2 separate regions of the Mus musculus genome follow, and region 2 is linked to region 1. The links are chromatin loops, found by intact Hi-C in ENCODE. Cell type or tissue: gastrocnemius. All regions are shown on one strand. Links, peaks and the distances in the headings refer to the core of each region. The heading gives the core; the rest is flanking DNA.

What was found. A loop is a pair of places that touch in the nucleus more often than their neighbours do. Peaks named below come from ENCODE experiments on the same cell type or tissue, not always from the same donor. Only the 100,000 strongest peaks of a DNase experiment are listed, where the experiment ranks them.
Region 2: it touches region 1 in a loop (2.1-fold over the local background); 3 of 42 quality-filtered maps call a loop at or near these places.

What each region holds. Positions count from the first base shown.
Region 1 is chr4:15,259,186-15,269,298 of GRCm38, reverse strand. Tmem64 (transmembrane protein 64) reads right to left here and starts at 3,479. Exons shown (of 3, transcript NM_181401.3): 1 at 2,550-3,479. The coding sequence starts at 3,347. Gm51436 (a long non-coding RNA gene) reads right to left here and starts at 2,542. Exons shown (of 2, transcript XR_003955370.1): 1 at 1-2,542. In gastrocnemius, for the core only: no CTCF peak of the experiment used is centred there; a DNase peak (open chromatin) is centred at 5,092; H3K4me3 peaks cover 176 bases; H3K27ac peaks cover 340 bases.
Region 2 is chr4:15,207,708-15,217,820 of GRCm38, reverse strand. No RefSeq gene overlaps it. Among named protein-coding and RNA genes, the nearest start is that of Tmem64, 53 kb to the left of the region's middle. In gastrocnemius, for the core only: no CTCF peak of the experiment used is centred there; no DNase peak of the experiment used is centred there; H3K27ac peaks cover 1,104 bases.

The sequences.
Region 1 (10,113 bases), core at 4,057-6,556:
TGGTTAATAATTAGAAGCAAAGGGAGCCCTTTTTCATTTTCCATATACTCAACTTTTACAACTGGCTTCTGCACCAACAATAGGATGGGCAAGGAAAAATAATGCCTTCAAAGCAGTAGCTTAGTAGATACGCATGACTCTACAGCACCTACAAATGAGGAAGCATAGATGTCACGTAGCAGGAACCAAGCAAAGACTATTTTTTCAAAACCTGTGCTTTGTCTGACTTTTATACCTAAGTTTCTCTTTGCGCTAATTATATTCATGGTCATTGAGAAAATGAGAAGTTAGTCTCAACAGGAGGGGGGCAGTACTTTAAAAGACTCAATAAGGAGAAAAGTAGAAGACCAAAAAGTATGCTTGGCTAGGTATGATCGGCAGGAAGCCTTGAGGGTGGAGGCACAATGACGGTCTAGAAGGCGAAAGGGAGAAATCAGGTTAAAGCCAACTTCACCCTACACTGTGCTTTCTCGTCTCACAGATCCTGAGCAAGCACAGCCAACTGCTGAGGTTGAAAGGGCCTCTCCTGCGAGAAGACAGCCGAGGAGGATGTGAATCAACAGACCATATCCAGTGGCTTCCTGACCTATCCTGCCTGTTTGTGTTTGAGAACTGTATAGAAACACACACTGCATCAGCTGATTACATGTTGCAACTGCAGTTCTGCCTCGGCAGGTGACTCTAAAAGTTCCAAGATAAATAAATGAGGCTTTGTTTTCTTCTATCTAAAATGGTAACAATATCCTCCTGTAATAGAATTTTTTATTTTTTTCTCCTGATCCAGTAATGCCAAAATGAAAGGCTCCTGACCCCTGTTAAACTCAACTACAAACTGAGTAACCTCAAACTATTTGCAGTAGTATAGTACTTCTTATGAATTTAATATATACGAGACATTAGGAAAGGAAAAAGTTGTAATCAGTATATATCTTCCTCAATATCCATGACTTTACTAGCTAATAAATATTCCATGAAGAAACAGAGAGGGCCACAGGCTGAGGCTCTGTCTAAGCCATAGGTCAAAGTCTGGCTCTACCACTTATTTACTTCCGAGACGACCATAGGTGATTACAACATAAAGAGCAAACAGTAGATAAACACTGAAATGCAAGTCAGACTCTTACATATATATCACATGTAATCCCAGTAGCCTAACAGGCCAGGCCCAATACTTTCCTCACTTTGCAAACAAATTAAGGTGCAGAAAGAACAAGACACCTTAGCCAAGGTCAGCAGACGCCTAAGACAGGACAGCAGACTACCAGCATAGTCTTCTCATCTGTTGTAGGCAACAACTATTGGAAGTCATGTGTACCAGCTGAAGAATGGAAGATACCTGGAGAGAGCCTAGAATAGCAGTTGTCACATACTATGTAGACAAGAAAAGATGCAGGTTGTGCCAGAGACAGATCACACCACCAGAATTAAAACTATACATGCTCCTAATCCTCCATCATATTTCCAAGCCTTGGTACAGCTGATCTATTATAAGGCTGATCAAAGTTTATGTTCATATTTCACAACATGAAACAATAAAAGCTGAGAAAGGCTGAGGCCAAACTTACTGCTATCTCTCAATACATGCAGTTTCCTTTCAGTTGACGGGTGCATACCTGGGAATCTCAGGTATGAACTCTAATGTGCAATCACTGAATGTGGGAAACCCATTCAGTCTTTTTTCTGGAAAGTCAAAGCTGGGCATGGGGATTCATGTTTGTAATACAGCACTAAGGGAGGTTGAGGCAGGAGAATCACTGCCAGTCTAGGGTCAGCCTGAGCTACTCAGTGAGTTCTAGGATAGCCTGGGCTAGAAAACAAAACATAGTCGGATTAGGTTTCATAATTTGTCCTAAGGCCATAAAGTTCCCATCAAGTGGTTGCCACCTCACCAGCAATGATTTATACCTTTAACTCAGGTGCATCCTCGCTATAGAAGCCTACACAGAATAAACTAAACCTCTGACCATAAGTGCAAGAGTCTTTAGATAATGTGTGTAAGAAGAGCCGGTGCTCATTTTGTTTTTATGAACCACCCAGGTGACTTCAAATAGAGTTCTAAACAAAGATAAACAGGATTCTCAGCTTTTCCAAGACAGCAAACTACTTTTAAGAAGCTTACTACAAATTTAGGAAACTCCAAGAACTTGGGGTCTACTGCTGTCTCCTCCTCCACTGTTAAAAACAAAAGCGATCCATGCTCCAATATAACCAGAAACCTGAATCTGAACCCTGCTGCATTTATGCAGGGCAGAGAGAAAGCTGGGGAAGTCAAGTCACAAAGCTTTATGGCTCAAGAGCTACCAAAGTACTTTTTTTTTATCAAACTCATACACAAACACACGCACGGGGGGGGGGGGGGGGGATAGTTCTTTATCAGGTCTTCCAAGGGGCTGTGTTATATGAATTTGTAGTGTAATTTTTTTCAGGGTGCCATAAAAATGTCAATGACTCTTCTGTCATACAGAGCGCCTCCTAGGGTGGTCACAAGGCCTCTAAAAGACAAATTTGGAGAGAGCACGAGAAGGAGGGGCCAGGGGGACCCCACTTACCGAAAACACTGCATTCTGAAGCCCAAAAGGTATGGGAGTCAGCCGGGCCAGCGCCACCACCTTCAGGCCGCTTCCTCCCTCCACGACGCGGATAACGGCGCTCAGCTTGTCGCTGTTCTGGATCCTGGCAGCCACCCAGGCGGTGAGTAGCCGCTTGCAGACCACATGAGCGATAAAGGTGCCAATGAGGACGCCCACCACCATGAGCCCCATGCCTAGCACGAAGCCGTACAGGTAGCCGGCCGCCACATTAAGCACGATGTAGCCCCAACCGCAGGGGAAGGAGACCACGATGAAGCCCACGACGAAGAGCAGGACACCGAGCAGCGAGTCGAGGCTCTCCACCCAGAGCAGGAGGTGCTGCAGGTAGCGGCGGACCAGGGCCAGGGAAGCGAAGCACAGGGCGGCCAGCACGCACACCAGCACGAGGCTCCGGCACCAACAGGTGCTGCCGAGGCAGCAGCAGCGCCAGTTTCTCACCTCGGCCACCCCGACCACCACGCCGCCGCCGCTCCCGGGGCCGCCTGCCAACGCCCCGGCCGGCGCCGGCAAGTCCGAGGCCGCGGGCAGACCGTGGCGCTCCAGATAGGCGCCGAGCAGGGCGCCCGAGGCCGCCGCCGCAGCAGCAGCCGCCGCCGCGCTGGCCCCGCCCCCGCGGGGAAGGCGGTCCTCCGAGCGGTCCCCTCCCGCTGTCCGCTCCGGTGCCCAGCGGCCCGGCTGCTCCACGACTCCCGTCCGACCGGCGTGCTGCAAGGCCCGGGGCAGCGTGTGGGGCAGGCTCCCACCGGGGTTCCGCATGCCTCGGCCTCAGCCGGCCAGTGTCTCCACTCCCGCCGCGTCCCCCCGCCTGCGGCCTTCCATGGCACCCCGCACGCCAGGCCTCGGCTCCCTGCGTCCTCTCGCGGGGAGGGAACGGCCGGAGAAGGGCGGCAGCGGCGGTCGAGACGCGGTCCCGCCGGGAGTCGGTCGAGTCTGGACCCCGCGCCCGCAGAGCCCGCCCCCTTGGGCCCGAGGGGCGGGGCACGCGCAGAGGGGGCGGAGACATAGCTGGGTGGTCGGTCACGCCCCCGTGACGCCCGGCTGGTGCTGCGGATGAGTGGCGAGGTACCCGCGTCTCTCAGGCAACGGAGGCCTCGGCTGCCCGGGGCAGAAGAGTGAGGCGGAGGGAGGCCACGGGAAGCGGAAAGGGGACCCGGGGCTGCGCGCTCTCAGCTTCCACGGGCGCGCGCGTGCCTGCGTGTCAAAGACCCTTGGCCGCAGCTGCTGGGACTCTTGCCAAGTGCCTCTCTTTGGCTTCTGATTGACCTTTCCTGCAAACCAGCAGTGGGGTGTCGCTCTCCCCCAAAAGCTGTCTGGCGACTTTAGGGGAGGAGTTCTTATCTGTTCGTAGGAGGATAATTGTACCATCCCAGAGAGCAAAGTCTCCCAGTGGCTTCTAGATAACTCGGTTGTTTAGGAGCCCAGGGAATTGGTTGTGAAGAGCCACTCTTCAGAGAATGTGCCTTCTAGACCCTAGTCCTTTCCTGAATGCCAAGCACTGTGCTGCGTAGAGTGGAAAAGATTCCTCAAAAGACCTTTATAAAAAGGGTTGCTGTTACCAGCCCTTTCACGAGCTATGTATAGACTTATGACTGACCCAGTGCTAGGAGAGCAAGGTAAGGAATCAAAGATGTTAGCTAGAGTTCTTATCTGAGATAGTAGATAGAAGAAAGCCATTGACTTAAGGAAAATATTACAACTATGTACAAATGAAGTTGATGCATCAGAGTTGAGATGTCCATGATATCCACCCAAAAGTGGCATTCCAGTGGATGTTTGAAAATAGGAATATGGCGTTGACATGAATTATCACTCCTAGAAATTTTGACATTGATACACAGGCAACCGTTAAGACCATGGTTATGGATGACTGAATAGTAGTAGGTGTACTAAATATTCCCTGTATTCTCTACTCGGTCATAGTAGGCTGACTTCTATGTCCAGGCCTCGTGTTTGGGTCAGTCTCCACGATATATTCTGCCAAGTGACTTGTGACTAGCTTTTAGATGCTTTAGGAACCTTCCAAAATCCTTTCTCTCTTTGCCATTGTCAATTATTGGTGTTCCACAGAGTGAAGAGTAAGAATCCCAGTTACTTCTTGATGGAAGTATATAAATGAGTGAGAAGAAAAACCACGGACATGTGAGAGTTATATTATCAGGGCACTGTGATATCATCACTTCTGACTGGTGTGAATGAGAATAAGTCTGAGAAATTAAACCTTGAGGCATCAATATGCTACTTGGACCTTGTGAAGAGAATCCGAAAGACTGCCGAAATATTACTTAATATTTTATGATGATGATCATCATCATCATCTAGGCACTCCTATTTCCGTTTCTGCTCTGTCATTTACTCCCATACCGTACAGAAGCCTTGTGTTCGCTTCCAGTTCACATTGCAGACTAAAATCCAGATGCGGAGCCCTTAGCTCTGAGCCAGCTCTTGGGCTGCCAGCGCTCTGCACAGGCCAGTCTTGGATCAGTTCACCCATATTTATGCAGCACATGCCTATCCAAGATAACCATCTGTGTCCACTGGGCACAGTGCTCTGGCCACTGCAGTGTAAACTGTAACTGGACGTTTCCACTCTTGTGCCACTAGAATTTATTTCTTGTAGAATTATGAAGATTACATTTTACAATGGGAAAGGAGGCTTGCCTTGCTGCATTACACAGCATGATCAGCCTAAAACCCTTATGGGAAAATATTAACTCTCTCCCCTGGCCTACAAAGGTGTTTATGACCTCACCTGGCTGCCATCCCTACCTCACTGCCCTTGCCCTTCCCACACTAGCACACTGGCCTCCTAGCTCTCTCTTGCATTCGCAAGTCTCCTACTTGAGGTTGTTCACACTCTACCTCTGCTGACCTCTCTCTGGTGAATAGTCTTCCCTTGTCTCTTAGAAAGTCTAGTTTCCCTTTCCTTACTCATATTAAGCTCTGCAGGCCTCTGTTCAAAGATGACAGCCCTGATGACTCTCATCTGAAGGACCAGTCTGCCTGCCAAAGAGCTGTGGTACTTTTCTCCTAGCACAAGCCCTGCCTGAGATTTCCCTGTGTATTTTATCCTTCACTGTCTGTCTTCCCCAACTAAAGACACTGTGGAAGTTGCCATTTTTATTGTCTGGTGAGGCCGGATAACCTAGCTTCCTAGAATACCTGACAGACTTTGAATTTTAGGTTAACCTCCCAAGTCATGTGTTCATTATGGAGTTTTAATACATAATTTGTTCTTATTGCCCCACTCTCCTATTGTCTTCCTCTCCCCCTGACCCACTCTTAATAGTCTCCTTCCCGCTTAATTCCCTTCTTCATTCATGTAACAATTTGTATATTCTGTAACCATCTCTTTCACTCTTCCCTGCTTCCTTCAGACCTCTGACTTTGTAGTTCAACACACACACACACACACACACACACACACACACACACACACACATACATGGTTTCACATATGTGAGAGTAAGTCTTTGAGTCTGGTTTAGTTTACTTAAAAGATGTGTTACAGCAGGGCAGTGGTGCCGCACGCCTTTAATCCCAGCACTTGGGAGGCAGAGGCAGGCAGATCTCTGAGTTCAAGGCCAGCCTGGTCTACAGAGTGAGTTCCAAGACAGCCAGGGTTACACAGAGAAACCCTGTCTCGAAAAACCAAAAAAAAAAAAAAAAAAAGATGTGTTACATCTTTATTTCTACAACGTCATAAGTTCATTGGAGCTGAAGAAAAATTGCTTATGTTTATGTATCACATATGTAACACATTTTCTGGATCTATTCTTTTCCTTAGTATGTTTATAGGAAGGTTCCATTTCTTAGCAGCCATAAACGTGAATATGCAAGTACCTCCATAGTACATTACAGTGTCCTTTGGGTATATTCATCCAGGAATGGTATAGTGGAATAGGTTTTTTTGTTTATTTATAATATAAAGTTTTTGGTTTGCTTGTGTTTCAGGAAATATTAAAAAATGAACCTGTCAATTCTCTGAGCTCCTGCTTCTCTCAACCCGCCAACTCCCCAGAGGGGCCAACAGGCTTCTGGAGCTCCTGCCACCATCAACTCTCTCCAGCCGCACCCCCCACCCCCAGCATCTGGCTCACTTGTCCCTGGAGCCTCTAGTTCCCTCTCTGCCATCAGAAGTCCCACATACCAGTAACCAAGTAAAGCAAAACTCTTGAACCTTATAATTAACCAATCAGATTTATGTATCAATAAATTCTCAATTTACAAGAAGCCAATACAATAATTTCAGAACCAATTGATAATGATAAAAGCTATATCCTAATTATTCTAACCTTATGATATCATAACTACCTGTGGCTGGTTAAAGCCACCATGGTGCACGTCTGCCTCCATCTTTCTCTTTCTCCCCTGGGATGCTCTCTGGCTCTTCAACTCTTAGCTCGGCCTTCCTTTTCCCTGTCCAATCACAGGCCTCCTGCTGCCCTAATGTAATTGGACAGGAAAAATTCTGGGACATGCTTGGTTGCTTTTTGTTTATTTCTTTTTAAGAAACCTTCATCCTGATCTCCACACTGGCTGGCAGCACTGTGGTAGCTTACCCCCCAGCAGTGAATAAGGGTTCCTCTATTCCCACAGCCTCATCCATATTTGTTTTTGGCTGGTATCCATTCTGACTGGAATGACATAAACTCTCAGCAGTTTTAATTTGCACTTCATGGATAGCAAAGGTATTTATTAGTAGCTTCTGCTTCTTTCTTAGAAAATTGTCCATTCAAATCGTCAACTAGTTTATTGATTAGAAGATTTGGGAGTATTTAATTTTTTCAGTTCTTTATATATTCCAGATATTAACCCTTGTGTGGCATACAGTTGGCAATGATATCGTTTTCTATTGTGTAGGATTGTTTTATTCATCAAAGTAACTTTCCTTTTCTGTGTAGAAAATTTTACATTGTGTACAACCCCATTTGTCCTTTCTTACAGTGTTTTCCTGTGCTGTTAGTCCTTTCTAGAAAGTTCTTGCCTGTACTTATGTATTCAGATGTTTTTCTCTAGCACTTTCAGAGCTTCTGATCTCATGTGGAGATCTTTGATCCATTTGAACTGATTTTTCTGCAAGTTAAGAAATATGGATCTAATTTCACAGTCAGCCTTCTTGGCAACATTTATTGAATAGGTTGTCATTTTTTCCAATGTATGTTCTTGGCACTTTATTAAAACTTAGATGGATATAACTCTCTCTCTCTCTCTCTCTCTGTCTCTCTGTCTCTCTCTCTCTCTCTCTCTCTCTCTCTATGTGTGTGTGTGTGTGTGTATGCGCGCACGCACGTGCTCGCGTGTACCAGGCCATGCAGTTTTACCCATGCAAAACCTAGATACTATAAAGAACTGAATTTCAAGGCAACAGTTGGATTTATTAAGACTAGAAAGGTTCAGCCAGGGGCGGTGGCACATGCATTTAACCCTATCATTCAGGAGGCAGAGGCAGGCAGAACTATGTTCAAGGCCAGCCTGGTCCACAGAGGGAGTTCCAGTATAGCCAGGGCTATATAGAGAAAGCCTTTCTTGGAAAAGATGGGGGGGGGGGAATAGAAAGTTTCTTAAGAAAGATATGGTAAGCACACTCGATTGGACAACTATAAAGTAAGCTTCTCTAAGAAGAAAGTCACAAGTAGGTTTTATTATAATGGGTATACATGGGATTTGGCTGACTCTCTCTCACATTACATCTTTAGAGCTTGCTAAGGAAGACTCCTCCCAACACTTCTTTCTAATATTCCTCTAAGAGTGTAATTTGTAGTAAGATTAAAGGTTAAGGACGTGTTCTTAGTAAGGCAGCGTTTAGTTGTAGGGAGTAGGTGTTGGGAACATATCATTACACCTCATGTTAGCCCTTAGTAAACCTAGCCTTATATACTGGTCTTGATAACCTTGCTTGAGGTATCTCTATGAATGCATTGTTTGGCCTGAACTAAGAGCAATATATTTACTTTCTTGGGAAAGATGTCTTTTAGGAAACACATTTTGTCTCTGCGGACCATTAGATCCTTGTCAGCAAGTCTAAAGTCCCCTGCCTGTCAGTAAAATCAGATGAGGTCTGAGGAACAGTACGCCCCTCTTTCCCTTCCCCTCCATGACTCAAAAACGTTATCACTGTGCTTTTTGTTGAGGCTAGCTTTGGTTATTTGTGGTCTCTTGTGCTTCCCTGTGAACTAAGATTTTTCCCCCCTCTGGTTCTCATGAAGAATGTCATTGAACTTTGATAATAGCATTGAATCTGTAGATCATTTTCAGTATAGCCATTTTCAAAATATTAATTCCGCCAAACCACAACCAAGGAGAATCCCATCTCTACCGTCTTCTTTACTGCTTCCTTTAGTGTTTTGAAGTTTTCATAGCGGTCTTTCCATCCCTGGTTAGGTATCTCAGTTTGTCTTCCCATTATGGTAAAATACTCTTGATAAAAACAACCTAAGGGAGGAGGATTTATTCTGCCTCCCAGCACTCCTCTCAGGGAAGTCTTCATGGGGAGCTTGAAGCACCTAGTCACAGGATGCTCCCAATGGAAAGCAGAGAGCTGCAAAGGCAGGCTGCTTCTCTAGAGACTCCCGCCAGGATATGATGCCACCCACAGGGAGCAGATGTTCTCCCCTTAATGAATGCACTACCACAACCCCTCACAGATAATCAGGGTCTCATCTCTACTTTCTGTCAGATTGACGGTTCACCTTAAAAGCCATCACAGTCATAAGGTTTTCAGTTTGCTTTGTTTTGTTTGCTATAGCAAATTGTATATTTTTCTCCAGAAAATGTTCTTATTGATACATGGAAAGGTTACAGACCTCTCTATAGGTTGATTTTGTATTCTACTTTATCTTTCTTTCTGTCTGTCTGTCTGTCTGTCTTTCTTTCTTTCTTTTTTTTTTTTTTTTTTTTTTTGAGACAGTATTTCTCTGTGTAGCCCTGGCTGTCCTGGCACTCACTCTGTAGACCAGGCTGGCCTCGAACTCAGAAATCTGCCTGCCTCTGCTTCCCGAGTGCTGGGATTAAAGGCGTGCGCCACCACCGCCTGGCACACCTTGGAGAATCTTAGCTTCATGCTCCCAAACCACACTTCTGCCACAGTCTCCAACAAAGTACTTTCCTGCCCTGCCCCACCAATGGGATAGCCATACTTGCATGGTAGCCATCCACATCAGTCTTTGCTGGCCCCTTTTCCTATAGTGTTCATGTCAACAGGAGATAGCATCTTCTTAACATTTACTTGTGACCCTAGCTCAGTGGAATAAGCACGATTGCCCCTGTGCAACAAATGGCAGTTGCTTCTACTGATCCATAGAGAGATTTATAGATTCACTTAGATTATCTATCTATCTATCCATTCGTTCTCCATAGGAATAGAGTCCCATTTTAATTCTAAGCCTCCTCTTTTACCAGGCCACAGACAACTTCTGATCTTCCATTTTACATGTACCAAGGAGAAGTGGGCAGTGTGCATGTGTGTGGCCATTCTCTGTTGATTCTCCATAAGGTTCCCCCTCTACTCTTGTCTGCCTTGCTC
Region 2 (10,113 bases), core at 4,094-6,593, 52 kb after region 1:
AATAAGTTCCATGGTAGCACAGAGACAGTGCAGAGACTTTAAAGAGGAGGAGGACATGTAGGACATTATTGACTGCTTCTGAGTGGATTTTTTTTTTTTTTAGTATAATGATCGATGTAAGCAGAAGAAATTACAAATTGAGCTTTAGTATAGAGAAAAAGAATTCAAGATTTTTGTCTTTCTGATTTTGTTGAAAGGGAGGAACAAAGTCCCAGTTAAATTAAAGTCAAATTTTAGGTAAACTCTGAATGTTCGCCCATAGTAATCATAACAAAGTGTGTTTGTGTTTTTATTGGAATATCAAATAATAATCTTGAACTCAAATAAATAGATAATCTAGAAGCCACTGCACTTAAAAGACTGTTAAGGATTATATCTCTAGTCCTGTCTAGTGCGTGTTGTCTAATAATTTACATTTCTTCATTCTTTACCAGCATGCTCCAGAGAACACTGACTGGTCTCTCTAGTCCTACTCAGTGCCTCTTGATAGCATCATCAGGTGTCCCATTACAACTTCCAGGGATCTTCTACTTTAGATCATCCTATGCTGCGCTCCCAGAAAGGAACATTCCAACCATTTAGACAATATAGCTTTCCACTGGAGAACATAAACACAAATGAAACCAACCAAAGCAATAAAAGACACTTTATAATTTCAGGTCATTAAGCAGGAAAGTCTTTTCATACCTGTTTGCTATTGATAATCATTTTGTGCTCAGAATCTGCCCCTTTCTAGAAACGAGAACAAGACAACAGAAACCTGAAAAGAAGAAGACAGAAGTGTGACAGGAATAATCGTTGAAATAGCATTTAACAAACCTTCATTGTTCATAATGCCTTTCATTGTTTTTTAGCATAGTTAACATCAAAACAAGAACAATACTCATGACATTTCAATCTCCAAAGAAAGAAAGAAAAGGGGGCATAGTGAATCAAAGGAATCAATGCTATTTGATATCAGAATATCAAGATATCAGGACTCCATGCTATTTTCTTCCTTTGAGAGTGTCTATTTTAAGTGTTATGACAGCTTGCTTTGTATAATAACATATTCAAAGTGAGTTTTGAATTTTAGGAGACTGATTTTTGAAATTAACATGGCCATAAATGGACTCTGATTAGCCTAGTGGGCTTCTTACTGCAGAGGAAAAGAGGCTTATCAAATCCCTGCCCCCCATCCACTCACAGATCTGCTAGCAAAGGTATTGTGGATAAAGGAGGAAAAATCCAGCATCCTCAATTTCAAGTGTTTACTCTCATTCTTTTTCTTCGAGCTTCATGTCCAACATCCTGACAGCTGGACATTCACTTGTTGAGACACAGTAGCCAGGCTAATGGACAATGTCAGCCATTGTAATGGGACTTTTAAAATATCATCAATTCCTTTCAACACACACTTCATGTCTAAAAGGCAGGATTCTATCTGAACACACCATTGGTCAAAGCAGTTTCTTCACACATGGATGCTCTAACTGCTCTAGAATCCTCTTATGCATTAGAGAGCCCCTTGTCCCATCATGATAGCTTTCCTAGGCTTGGGATCCTTCTATCAGAATAAACCTGCTTCTGAGAAGCTCATGCTTCTATTGATAAGAACTATGAACAGAGTGCCTGTTGGGTTCATTACCTTGAAGGCACAGGAGAGTGTAGCCCAGTTATGGATCCCTAAGTCCAAAGGATGAACTTAACCTTGAACACAAGAATTAGAATCATAGTATATCTAGTTCATGCCGACCATTGTGACAATATCTCTAGATCATATTTGACATAAGCCAAATGTCACTAGGCTAGAGCACATTGCATAGATTTGTTTTTTTAATCTTCACAATAGATTAGAGGGTTACTATTTTTGTGTCTATGTGACTCTTGGGAAAATTGTGATAAAGGAAGTTAAATAACTTACTAGTACTAGTCACGTTTTTGACAAAGGGTAGAGCTAGGATCCAGAATCATGCCCATAATTTTGACCATCATGACATGCATGTTTGTTCCCAATTTGGGATATAATGAAGATTATTAATAATTGAATGAATGAACAAGTAACAAATGAATGAAACCTTTCCTGGGAGTCAAAACCATGAAGGAGGGCGGACCTTGCATAAGTTGAAATCGACTAGGTTGTTTAGGGTTAGCCTCCTGTGGAAACGAAATTCCATGGTAAGAGCAATTTTCAGATTTTTAAAGACTGATTGAAAAGTCATGAGAGGAGAGGACTCTGCATATAAAGGACATATAAAGGACAATATAAGAAATATACTGAAGAAAACGGACAAATGCAAAATCCTAAACACTTTTTTAAATAGAAAGCCTAGAGGCGGAATGAAAGGGTGCCTATTGTCTGGAGAGGTTATTTAACTGTAGTGCAAAGAGCAATAAGGGGTCATTTACAGTCACTGGGCAGGGAGAGCATTTTTTAACAATAATGAAAGGCTTGTTGGATTCTTTTATTATTATTATTATTTTGCTACAGCTTTTTGCACTGATCCAGATGTACGGGAGACCAAAAGCAGGAAGTAGGAACCATGGAGGTTTTGTGAACCCCACGGTCTGGGGGAGTGATTGACCACAGCACAGCCATCAAGAGACTATTCCAGGAACAGAGGCTGTTTTCCCCATTCAAAAGCCATTTAGAATACGAAAAGAACAGGAACACAATTAGCTTCTTATCCTGGTTCCTCGGAATCTCCCTTCTCATTTTCTTCCTCTTCTTTTTTATTATTAGCCAGAGTTAGATATTAATTCTTCTCAAATAAGTATGAGGCCAAAGACATTTGAAATATGAATAGTGTGGCGTCTCAAATGTTCACGTGACCTAGGGAACAAGAGTAGAAACTCCAACTTCTCAGTTTTAAAGCTTTAAAATTCCACATGGTAGGGTGAGGGGGTCTGTAATTTTGTTGTGCCAAGATTAGCAGTAGAACACGCTCTGTTTTCGAAGAGCTCAGAACAGGTGGTCAAGATAGGCTGGGGAGTGATTTCAAAATATGGAGCATGTAGGGGAGAAAGAAATCTTAAAAATGTTCCCAGAATGCAATAACTGCATGCCTAGCAGTAATTCGAATAAGAAATACTTAGTACAAATCAGAGATATGCCCTGAATTTTACTTTGTTCAAACACCACCAGATATTTTGATTCCAGAAAATAAAGAGGGTCAACTATGTAAAATGATATAGATTAATATTACATTTTCTTTTCTTGCTTTTTTTTTCTTTCTTTTTCTTTTTTCTTTCTTTTCTTTTTTCTTTTTGTTTTTGTTTTTGTTTTGCTTGTTTGTTTTGTTTTTCAAGACAGGGTTTCTCTGTGTAGCCCTGGCTGTCCTGGAACTCACTCTGTAGACCAGGCTGGCCTGGAACTCAGAAATCTGCCTGCCTCTGCCTCCCTAGAGCTAGGATTAAAGGTGTGTGCCACCACTGCCTGGCAATATTACATTTAAAAATTATGAATAGTGAACTGTTTGCTAGATAATACATCCTTACATTTAGGTGAGTCATATGAGCCATCAATTTAGGAAACTGATTTGAAACCATGAGGCACTCTAAGATTTTGGTTTTTTTTTTTTGTTTTTTGGTTTTTGGTTTTGTTTTTTTTGGTTTTTTTTTTTGTTTTTTTTTTGCTAGCAACTCAGATGTCTTTTACAGCAAAGAAAAAATTAAATTGTAATTTTAAGTGGAAGAATGATTTGATTGTCCTTTAAGCAATACAGTTCCATTGTGGCTCTTTCTCAGACAAGATCAGCCAAGAGTGCCGTCATTTTTCCCTTCCCTTTCACATGGTTGGAGCTCTGAAGTGTTCAGTGAGAAGGAACAATAGTGGCTACAGTCCAGTCACATAACACACAGCAAAATGTCATGAGAGTTCTCTCTCTCTCTCTCTCTCTCTCTCTCTCTCTCTCTCTCTCTCTCTCTCTCTCCTCTCTCCCTCTGAGATTCTACTCTTATGGAACCTATCATATAACTCTCCTCTTCCAGAAAAATCTTCCCAGCTGTGTCAATAAAATCCCTGCCCCTCTCTTCCATAACTTTGCTATATAAAACCCCACATTTGCCTGCATTCCCCAACCAGCTAGACAAAAACAAAGTGGCACAAAGGCAAATCCACAGCACCCACTGCTGCTGCAGCCTGACATGGCAGGGCTGCCTTTTGCCATATATCAGAACATGTAAATACAGAGAAAACTGAATGGAAAATGCCCCTCTCTCCACCAGGCACAAGAGGCAAGGTGAAGTATCCTTTCCTTTGTCCTTGCTCCATTCTGGGCTCACTATTCCCTTCCTGGTCATACTCAGTTCACTCTTAGGATTTGTCCGTCCTTCATGACTGTGTCTAAGGTCACATATCAAGCTATTTGCAACATTGATTTATATGGGAAAATATTACTCAACAAGCTGACTGATAACCCAAGAAGCTAACAGGTGCTGTGGAAAATGAGACCTTAGAATAATAGGACATAGTTCCAAGAACAAGTTTAACTAGGGCCAGCGTGTGTTCAGTTGGACTCTATTACATCATCGACATGTTTATTCAGCTGGTGGTCAGCAGACACTCAGCAACAGCTGTTAACAGCTGAGTGGACTGCTTTGGAAAGAGCTTTGGTGTGTAGGGATTTTGGAAATGAAAGAAAAGGAAGTTCTTTAGTGTCATGATGGTGCCAGTTAATCTGATACACTAAATACCACTAAAATATTGTGAGCCGTACAGAAGCCCAGGGTGGAGTGTGTGAAGGAGAGAAGTTGGCTCTGTCTCTACTGTCACATCATGTTTTTATCTTTAGGTGGTGAACTGGTATAACAAAAATGACATGAAGTTGTGGGAAACTCTGCTAATTAAGGTCAAAGTCCACCATGACCAGATAGCCCCTGGGCTTAGCCCAATATGGGAGACTCCCTTTGTTAGCGGGGCTTCTCCTTCTCTAACCTTGTCTGGAGAATTCAATGCCCCGGAATAGGCCTCTACCTGGAGAATGTCATATACCTTCAGTTAGATTACAGGATCATTTTCTTTTCTCCTGATACAACCTGTTCAGCCCGCACCTGAGATTCCTAAAGTGCTTCCCCATGCTAATGAGGTATTGAAGGTACTCTAAGCCTCCAGTCAAGGAGGACAAGAAAAAGTTCTGGAACTGGTTTGCAGCTTCCCACCAGACTGGAAAGGGTCTGGGACAAATGTTCCAGGTCTCCTCTCGGGTTCCCTAGGTGGGTACTGCCCAGGTATACCAGCTAGAGAATAAGTCACAAACTGGGGTCTGTGGTCAGCGTCACCCTTCAGGGCATCAGAGCACTGCTGTATATCAGGCCGGAAGGGGAGAGTGGGTCCCAAAACAAGCAGGATCCATTGCAAGCAAGCGTGGAGTGCTAGAGGGGTGGGAGATGAAACAGGCTTTCTTTGGGAGTCCTAGTGTCACAGCTCCTTAGGTGAAGGCCTTCCCAGCGGTAATCCTTGATGAAGCAGTTCTCTCAGATGATATTAGCTTATTCATCTTTCTTTACAGGGGTGGACATGAATGCATATGTTTTATTCGTGATGAACCATGAATTGTTTAATTTAGGGGAAGGGTGTGAGTATGTCCAGGAAGGGAAGGTCACTGGCTGACGGCAAAGGCTATGGCGATGTCTAATGAGCATGGAGACGCATTCCAGGAACTGTGTTCTGCGACTGTCCGGCTGTTATCACCTTAGTTGAGTGTCAGGGTTACTTGCCCCAGAGTAGGCACAGAGGCAGGGAGAGAGCAGCCCCACCCTTGGCGTCTCAGGTCTCAGAGATTCCCGGGGATAAGCAGGCTCCTCCTCACCAGTTCTTACACCCATCGGTGGCAATGTCCATGTTCCCTACATTCATGAATTTCACATATCACTTCTTCCTGGAGAATGCACTCACTAAAGCTTGTTACAGAGGAAAATGCAGTTAATCATTCAAACTAAATTCTATCCTGAGTAATGTGGCTCGAAGTTCTGAACTTTCTCGTGATAAACAAGCACAATGCATCTGAACGTTATGAATAAACATCATAATTTGAGGGCAGGGGTTTGGGTTGAGACAAATATATAATTTTACTCTTTCAAACACAGTTAATGATAATAAACAAATAAGCTCCAGATAATTCTAGAACAATTTAACTGATAATTTCCTTAGATAACCACTGCTACATATTCTAGAGGGGGAAGGAAGGCCTCTGTCCTAAATTGTTTAGAAAAAGCTTCTGAGGGCAAAGAAAATGAAGACTGAACACCAAAACATGAAGAGACTGTGAGGATGAAAGATGTGAGCCACGCTGGACAGCAGGGAAATGCAGCACGTTTGGGAAATAGCAGGAGATGCTGTGACTGCTGCTCCAGGAGACTGTGCTCATCCAGGAAGATGTTTGCACACACTGTTCCTTAAATGAGAAAATGCTGAATTGAGAAATTTGAGATTATCCTGTGGCAATCACAAATTTTTAAAATAGCATTCAGCTGAAAATGATTCTTTTGGGTGCTGTCTTAAAATCTTTTCTTCCTGTGAATATTTTGATTCTCTTCTTATTAATCTTATTTATGTGGATAAAGTGAATAACTTGGGTTTATTTCTCTGTATAATTTGATATGGAACATAAATATGTTAAAATTGAGTTCATATCCTAGTGGCAGAAGGGACTGGTTTCTGACTTTGGTTCAGGGTCTACAGAGTTTTATCAGAATTCATAGGTTCATAGCTACCTTGGCTTTCACTGTTTTTATGAAGACTCCATTATGTGGGATTCTGTAAGTGAATTCTAGGACTCAAATTTACTAATTTCATTTGCTTCAACTTCAAGTTTACTAATTTTATTTGTTAGCTAATTTGATGTCTTTTTATAATTTATAAATTTTATAATTTTTTTGTAGAGAGTTTTAAGATCAGCTGTGATTTATTGACCTCTTTTCACGTTATTTTGTTCATGGAACTAGAAGGACCCATGCTTACTTTGTACAGAATAGCAAGCTGGTCCAATTTAACTTCTTGTGGTGTTTTGATAGTTATGGCTTCCGTAGACTCATGTGTTTAAATGCTTGGCCCAGGGGTAGTAGCACTATTAGTAGGTGTGGCCTTGTTGGAGGAAATGTGTCACTGTGGGGTAGGGGTTTGAAGTCTCCTATGCTCAAGGTCTGCCCAGTGTGTGTGTAGCACAGTCTCCCCGTGCTGCCTCAACTCTCAGTTCCACATGAAGTTCTCGAAGTCTCTATGGTGTCATGCTTTTCACCATGCTGATAATGGACTGAACATCTGAAATGGGAAGTCAGCCACAATTAATTGTTTTCTTTATAAAAGTTGCCTTGATTATTGGTTTTCACATCAATAAAAGCCCAAAACACTTGTCTTCTCTCCAAATAAGTTTAATAATCACTTTTAGTGTCTCCAGCTCCCACCTCTACCCTTATACATGTACTCTCAAGATTGTGTTTTAGAAAAACCATGAATTGTTTTTGAGTCTTGTGTGGATATTGGCTCTGGGTGGGGAGAGCAGTTGTCTAGGAGTGAATCTGTGTTCTAGGAAAGCTTTTCTGGGTTGGAAGACACACGATAAGAATGACTGTAAAATAGATATGGAACAGTTTTCAAATTCAAAGTGGTCACAATGACACAAAAGAGACAATGTCTTCTAGATCAGCAGTTCTTAACTTGTGAGTCTTGACCCCTTTCAGGTCACATGTTGTACTGGCTGGTTTTGTGTGTCAACTTGACGTAGGCTGGAGTAATCACAGAGAAAGGAGCTTCAGTTGGGGAAGTGCCTCCATGAGATCCAGCTGTGGGGCATCTTCTCAATTAGTGATCAAGGGGGAAAGGACCCTTGTGGGTAGTACCATCTCTAGGCTGGTAGTCTTGGGTTCTGTAAGAAAGCAAGCAGAGCAAGCCAGGGGAGACAAGCCAGTAAAGAACATCCCTCCATGGCCTCTGCGTCAGCTCCTGCTTTTTGACCTGCTTGAGTTCCATTCCTGACTTCCCTTGGTGATGAACAGCAGTATGGAAGTGTAAGCCGAATAAACCCTTTCCTCCCCAACTTGCTTCTTGGTCATGATGTTTTGTCCAGGAATAGAAACCCTGGCTAAGACATATATAATATATTTGCATTAATATTCACAACAGTGGCAAATTACTGTTTTGAAGTAGCAACAAAAGATTTTATGGTTGGGGTTCACCACAACACAAGGAACTTTATTAAAGGATTGCAGCATTCAGAAGGCTGAGCAGAGCTAACAATGTTTGTTTTGGATTTCTTTTTCCTCCACTTGAGTTGGGAGGCTTGAAAAGAAGAAGCAACCCCATAAGTAGAAATATAAAATGGAAGACTTTCCTTTTTAAAGGAAATGCTTATAGAAATGTCATTTGATGATTCCAATATCAACATTTCCAGTCCAAAGGATCTACAAACAGATGATAACTTGGCCCAGGAAAGGCTCTGGGCAACAGGTGTCCCAGGTCAAAGCAGATGCTCCGGGGTGGCACTGCAGCCAGCTCTGCTTCTCAAAGGCCATGAAGGTGACCTTGAGCAGGCAACCCATGTTCTCCATGGCAAGTCTCATCATGTGTTCACAGATGCATAGTGGATGCAGCCATTGCCTACAGAGGGAAGATGCTTCTGAAGCAGGTAGGTGCTTTTCCAGTAGTGAGCGGAGGAAAGTAGAAAACAGTGGAATGTGGCCCAGGTAGCTACCACCTTTAAAAGATGGTAAGAAGAACTAAAAGTAACAACACTCTAGACTCACCATTTCCCTCTCTCTTTTAGTCCCTCCCCATTCTGAGCTTAGCTCAGCACAGAATTAATTCTGTAAATGATATCCCTGGACAGTGTTCTGCTCAGGTGTAAGTGGAAGTGGTGGGTAAGGGACAAGTGGGAGTCTGGGCATTTGCTTCCTCCCTTTGCCTCTTTACACTGACCTCCAGACATCTGTCTTCCTGATGTGGAGGCTCAAGGTGGAACTCCAGTAGGTAGGCTTTATAACAGTGCCACATTCACTCTGCCTGTGGAGTGACAAGCTGAAACCCAGTGTCCATGAGACTACAGATACCTGATCCTGCAGCTGTTAGAAATATGAGTTCTGACCAGGGCTTTTGAGAAAGGCAAATTTCAGTGTCAGTTTGATCTCAGCTTGAAACTGCTGCAGCCAGAAACTGCCATCTGTCTCCCCACCAGTCAAGAAATGAGTTTTACCTGGTGTAGTTTTGTCTTTAGTATAATGACCCTTGGTAGATGTTTATGTAGCTAAATGTATTTCTTATTCTATCACGTTAGACAGCTGACAGTAAAAACCCTGGAGAGAAACACTCGGAGAAGAGGAAAACTGAAGGAGATCATTTTTAATGGCATATTATAATTTTTCTTTTACCTAGTACCTTGAAAATCAATTCAAAATTTATCTCCTATGTATTTTAGTGATCTGTCAACAGGATTCTATGTCCTTTTGGAACATTAACCTTGATTGTTGTCTTGACTCTTCCAATTCTACTTCACAAATATGTTTCCCTCTGCTGGAAAAGATAACAATTCATCTAATTAATTTGCCTTTTATGATTGATTCTGGCATTTATATTCTGGCCTTTGAAGAACTGAAGTTAGGTTGCTGATCCCTTTAATGAAGGACATACAATTCTGCTAGACAGTAGCAGCTTTTTTTTTTTTTTTTTTTTTTGAGGTTTAGGTATCATATTGCAGAACTGGTAGAGAAGTTCAAAGCTTTTCCTAGAAAAGCAAATCCACTTGTAACTTATAACATTTGGTGAATAATTTGCCTAGATTTGCCTGTTGTGCTTCTCAAACATTTGTCTGATTGCAGTCACCCAGTCAGGGAATTAAAACAAATTCCCAGGATCTACCCTCTAATAGTTTTCTTTTAGAGATATGGGTTAGGGGCCACAGTTTTCTGTACAAGAACTACCTGGGATGACCCTGGTGAAGGTTATCCTTAGGTTACATGAAACAATGCTGCAGTGGAGGGCAGACATGTCTTGACAGTCTTTTGAGGAAAGCATTCAGTAGGATTCATTGCAGTAGATGAATCCTGGGAACTTCCCAATTCTCCCAGCACCCACATGTTTACACAAATGTAGAGATTAACAACCGCAGATACTTGGTGTTCACATTCAGGTGTAGGCAAAAC